Regions from separate parts of the Homo sapiens genome. Here region 1 is linked to region 2. Evidence: chromatin contacts called from ENCODE Hi-C or POLR2A ChIA-PET data. All regions are on one chromosome and are shown on one strand. The core of a region is the stretch at or near the end of the contact, and the rest is flanking DNA. Distances in the headings are between cores, read along the strand shown. Region 1 has its middle 40 kb from the start of ADCY5. Region 2 overlaps ADCY5 (adenylate cyclase 5).

What was found. A loop is a pair of places that touch in the nucleus more often than their neighbours do. ChIA-PET counts read pairs that join two places held with the same protein, here RNA polymerase II (POLR2A). Pooled maps may share reads with other maps.
Region 1: a loop to region 2 is called in a map of posterior vena cava, with 4 times the contacts of the local background. The contact joins two enhancer-like sites. A Hi-C loop is called at or near these places in 19 of 168 maps with a recorded cell type or tissue (CD4-positive, alpha-beta T cell, Calu3, GM23248 and 15 more), 1 of 37 single-sample maps with no recorded cell type and 2 of 50 pooled maps. POLR2A ChIA-PET finds 5 or more read pairs at or near these places in 2 of 52 experiments (HEK293T and Panc1).

What each region holds. Positions count from the first base shown.
Region 1 is chr3:123,487,763-123,490,462 of GRCh38, forward strand. No RefSeq gene overlaps it. Among named protein-coding and RNA genes, the nearest start is that of ADCY5, 40 kb to the left of the region's middle. Within about 2 kb of position 1,416, at least 3 of the 41 ENCODE cell types and tissues checked have a DNase peak (open chromatin) inside an H3K27ac peak, as active enhancers do.
Region 2 is chr3:123,342,217-123,344,916 of GRCh38, forward strand. All of the region lies in intron 3 of ADCY5 (adenylate cyclase 5), which reads right to left. Among named protein-coding and RNA genes, the nearest start is that of ADCY5, 110 kb to the right of the region's middle. RefSeq lists an enhancer at 1,326-1,995. Within about 2 kb of position 1,440, at least 4 of the 41 ENCODE cell types and tissues checked have a DNase peak (open chromatin) inside an H3K27ac peak, as active enhancers do.

The DNA of each region.
Region 1 (2,700 bases), core at 166-2,665, 150 kb after region 2:
TAACATCAGGAAAAGGAAAGGATGATCCCAGCATGGGCAAGTTTATAGATCTGGTGACAAAAAAAGTGGAAGGAATTACTATCTGATGGCTCTGTTTTCTCTGTGAAATTGGGGGTGATATCCTGGGCTGATAGTGAGTAAGAGATTGAAAGATGAAGTTTAAAAGAAATTACAGAGAGTGTCCCAGGCAGGCAGCCCCAGGGTGAGGCCCAGCAGATTGATCACAGCACCACAGGTGCTGCCAGTCCCAGCCCAGTCTGCTCAGACAAGTTCACATCAAGTGGAAGCCTCCAGCCAGTGCTGCCGACACCTGGGTTCTCAGCCTAATAATTCAATTACCTATTTGATGATGGTGATTTCTATATATTTTTAAAGCCCCAAGGGGCTGGGCATGGTGGCTTACGCCTATAATCCCATCACTTTGGGAGGCCAAGGCAGGAGGATGGCATGAGCCCAGGAGTTTGGGGCCAGCCTGAGCAACATACTGAGACCCCAGCTCTACCAAAAACCTCCAAAATTATTCAGGTGTGGTGGTGCATGCCTGTAGTCCCAGCTATGGGGGAGGCTGAGGTGGGAGGATTGCTTGAGCCCGGGAAGTTGAGGCTGCTGTGAGCCCTGATCATGCCGCTGCATTCCAGCCTAGGTTATAGAGCAAGACCCTGCCTCAAAAGAAGAAAAAAGATCCCTAGAAACAACAGAGCAGGAACAAGGAAAAATCTTCCTAGAGCCCAGGCTAAACCCCCATCTCTCATTTTTCCCCTTGGATAGGTCAATATTCCCTGATGGGGACAGCTGCCACCGATAGATTAGTATTTTTCAAAGTGTGTTCAAAGAACTTTAGCCCTGAAGACGTGTCAAAGATAAAGGTGAAAAACAGGTTTGGAAAATCCTGCATTAACACTCCTCTTGGAGGTTGCATTCATATACAGAAAGATCTGAAACATTTAGCAGGAGAGAAAACTTTAATTTTTGTTTCAGTGTTTTAAACCACAGACTCCTCTCCCTAACATGCCCATGTTCCCATGATCACTGAGAACTAATAGTCTGTGGATTTCACCTTAACATATATTCGTTAAGTCAGCAAATCACTTGAACATGACTATCAGCCCAGGCACAATCAACTAGTTGTGGTTAGTGAAGGACATTATCCATTTGGTATGTCCAAAGTGGTTGTCATTTAAACAACTATCTCTTGAGGAAGATTTTCAGCCTGTTGAAGAGTGAGAATAATCTGTGGCATGAACAGAAGCATTTTAAATCTGTGAGAAAACTCACAGTCCAAGAGTCAAGTTAACTGAAATCCACAGAATAGACTGAACATGCTGCAGACAAGCATTCTTGGTCCAGACACCGCCTTATAAGGTGGCCTGACATTTTCTCATGGCCCAGGCCACCCTCCAAAAATATCCAGAGACAGAATAAGAGTGGGAACTGGCCTCCCTGAACGTTTCAAATATGAACAAGCAGGCTCTCCATGAAACAGGAGGGCTGACACCTGCTTTGCAAGCCAGCTCCAAAAGCGCTCTGCTTTTCAAAACCAAGTAGTTGCAGGGTCTGCGATGGGGAGGAGGGCTCTGCAGCTGGGAGAAAATAGATTGAGCCTCGAAGCACGCACCCAAGCTGGTTTCTTTGCTCCAAAAAAAGTGTTATTTCCTGTACTCCTCCAGAATATGCTTTAAAATCTGTCTTTGCTTTATATGGACAATAAAAGATCCGTGACTGATTTTCATTAGAGTGCCTCTGCCCCTTTCCGTGTCCTTGGGATGAAGCTGTTTCCCAAACTCCTTTGGCTCTTAAGGCCCCAATCGCTTGTGAGGTGCTGCCCCCGAGTGGGGAAGCCTGGCTACGACAACACCGAGGGGGAAATACAGATCCCGGCTTTAACCAAGTGCAGCATCTGGAAACACATCTGGATTGCCTGCACCCAAAGCCAAAGATAGATGTGAAAGCACTACCATGGTAACAAGTCTATGCTCTGGAATTAGGGAGCAGAAAGCGTGACTTCCAAACATAAAAATATTTATGAAATGGGCACTCTAGGTGCTTATATACACAGCCTTTCACATTCTTATTTTTGCTCACCAAATGAGGTTTTAGGGTGAATTGCCTTTTGTGGGAAGGATTATTTTTGGTATTGAGACTTGCCCTCATAGCACTAATATATCTTTAAATTAAAAGAAGTATTGGTCAAATAACCACACTGCTCTCTCTTCTAACTCTGGTTCTGTTATAGGCAGAGAAATGTTAATAGGTATGGCTAATTTTGGTAATAGTTGCTTAGAACAGTTTCTTCACCATTAAACTGTATGACAATGAGCCAGGCTATTTGTGAGGCTGGGATTTTTTTCTTTTCAATAATAAAAGGAATTGAAAAGCTAGTCCTCATTCTTGTTAAAGGGAATAGAAAAACACAGCAGTATTTTTGGAATGCTGTGTAACAGTAGGTCTCTTAATTATACCAATGGTAATTCCTCCAGGCTAAGGCTTATATTAACATAGTACACATAATTGCCACAAAATATGACAATGACAAATTGGAAAGCCCTTGTCTCCATTACCATGCTAACATTGTAAAGGTTGTGTTTTCTGAGTAGCCTCTACTATTAACTTTACCATCTGTTCCGCAGTTTCAGCTGCAATACTTTTTTCATAAATGAAAAAGCCAACCTCTGAAGCTGAATAGGCTCTACATGAGGAGAG
Region 2 (2,700 bases), core at 190-2,689:
AGGGTGCACAATCCGCCCACAGGTATCTGAGTATCTCGGACATTGTCGCGTGGTCATTATAATTCAGAACCACACTGCAGCAGAGCCAGACACCAGAGCAACCTGGGGAATGCAGCCAAGTCCTTGAAGGAGACAGGAGAGGAGATAATAACCTTAAAAGTGGGAGGTGTTGGGGAAAGACTGAGGAGACAGGGGATCTCTCCCCAAGACCCTGCCCCACCCCTGATGTGTGGGGAGCGGGGCTGACTACCTCATTGCCACACCAGACTTGGCAGCCCCTCTGCCGGGACCCTGGCTGCAGATCCACAGGACTCGGGTGCCTGATCCAAGTTGGTGAACCAAGATCCCCCAACCCGTGCCCCATCCTGAACCCTGGGGCCCTGCGGGGAATGTTTCTTAGGCAAAGGACCAGCACCCACTAGAGGAGACAGCTTTCTCGCCCTTCACACAAAGAAGAGTCTGGAATGATCTCTCACCCACCCAACACCTACGACCTTTAAAACCTCAGGGCTCCAGCTCAGGCACAGACCAGTCAGTGCAGGGTCATCCACAGTAAGAAGGAGCTCCTGTGAAAGCAGAGAATCCTTCAGAGCCCTCTCAGGCCTGGCTGGGGCGTTCTCTGGCCCCTGAAACCTTTGGGGTGTTGAGTTACCTGACCTTGACTCTCTGGTCGTCCACCCTGCCTCAAGGGCAATCAGTCTGCAGCCTCCTGCGCTGCGCGGGGCTGGGGACCTTCCATGCCCTACCTCACCTCAGCTCCCAGCAGCCCTGCAAGGAGTCCTGGGCTAGCTAGCTGGGCACCCTCTTACGGATGCTGCTCCTCTGTGCCTTTTATCACAATGATAACAGAACAATAGAGCAGTACGTTGTCTAACATTAATACCCTGTGAAGTCTGTGTCCCCTGGTCACTAAACCCTAGCTCCCACAAGAATGTGATAAACTCAGCTGACTAATTATTCATTGCTTAGTGTCTTCTCTAACAGAAGATGAGCTTCATGATGCCAGTGATGATGTGTACTTTAATCCATGTCACACTGCCCGCCTGTAGCTGAGTGTCCTGCAATGTGGCTGGTGGTCCCCACTGATGAGGCAGAGTTCACACACTAGCTGAATGGATGAGTGAATGGCCATCCCATGTTACAGTTGAGGACCATCCCCACCCCATGTTACAGGTGAGGAAACTGAGGCTCCGATTAGGTGCCTTGCCCAAGTTCCCACAGCCACCAGGCGGCAGAGCTGGGTGTGGACCTGTCTGCTTAACACAGGTGCTCATCTTGGTCCCTTCCACTGACTCCTGGGCAAGGGTGAGCTGCTGATGCCGAGGTCTGTTTGCATCTACCTTTGCTGTGACCCACGTGGTATGGCGCCTTCTCTGGCTGAGAAGGCTGAGGCTGACTGAGCTCTCCCCTCCCCAGGCAGAGCTCCAGGAGCTGTCCCTCCCTCCAGAATGCCTCTGCTGGCATGTCCCAGAGGCCCTTGTCCCTCCCAGGTGTGGGGAGGGCACAGCTCCCCCAGCCCTGGCGCTGTCAGCTGCAGCAAGTGCTGGTATCTGGGGTGGGGGAGGACAGGCAGGAGGGCTTGCAAGCCACTGGTGGACATCCCAGCATGGGCCCTGGCTCCAGCTGACCCCCCGCCCCGTCAGAAAGGCTGAAACATTTCCATTTGTCACCACACGTCAGACAGGGGAGACAACTAAGTGTCTCCGGGGTCTCCAGGGGTCCCCTGGCCTCTGGCCTGCGTCTGCCCACGGCCAGTGGTGGCTCAGCATCAAAACATCCTACAGGCTCCTTGGCCAGTCCCTGGCTGCGCCCCGGGGTGGTGTGTGCTGCACAACTATTCTCCTCAGGGCCAGGGGAGAATGAGGCCATGGACAGTGGTGGCCCCTGCCTGACACCCCGCCCTATCCAAGACAAACTCTTTTCCCCAAACCCCCATCAGTCTCTTCCTCTTCCTTAGATCCAGGCCCAGCCTGTCATGCTGTGGAGTTGATTTATTTTTCTTGTGGCCTTGCTCTCAGTGGGGCTAGAGAACAGCATGTCATCACCCTCTCTAAATACTACAACTCTGCAGAGAATTGATGAATGTGACTCATCACCCTCCATTCGCCAACTAGAGAATCCCCAGGCCTTTCTTTGTTGATATGAGTGTGATCATAATCATAAAAATAACAGTAACAATAATAATGGCAGCTCACAATTACCGAACACTTGTTATGTGCCAGATACTATGCTAAGCACTTTCCCCACATTATTCCATTTACTCTTTGCAACCCTATTAAGTAGGTACTCTTCCTATCCTATTACGCAGATGAGGAAACTGAGGTTCAGAGTGGCTCAATGCTTGTAACTTGTCCTGGTCACATGGCCAGGAAACAGCAGAGTAGGGGCAATGTGCAGAACTGCTTAACCCCAGCGCCTAGGCCTAACCACTGTGCCCCGCCCCATGAGCCCAGCCCCAAGGGGTGTTTTTAAACTATGATGTCACCCCCCATCTCCTACTTAACCACCAACCCAAGCCAAAAGTTCAACCCCAAAACAGAGACCAGAGCAAGCACTGTGTTTCTACCAAGGGCTACAACCAGTGCTGCTGATGTAACAGGGAAAGAGGCCCCAGAGGGACATTTGCATATGATTGCTTGCAGTTGGCCTCTGATGTGTACCAGCCACCTCTGTCCCTGGCGATGTCAGAGTCAGAATCGT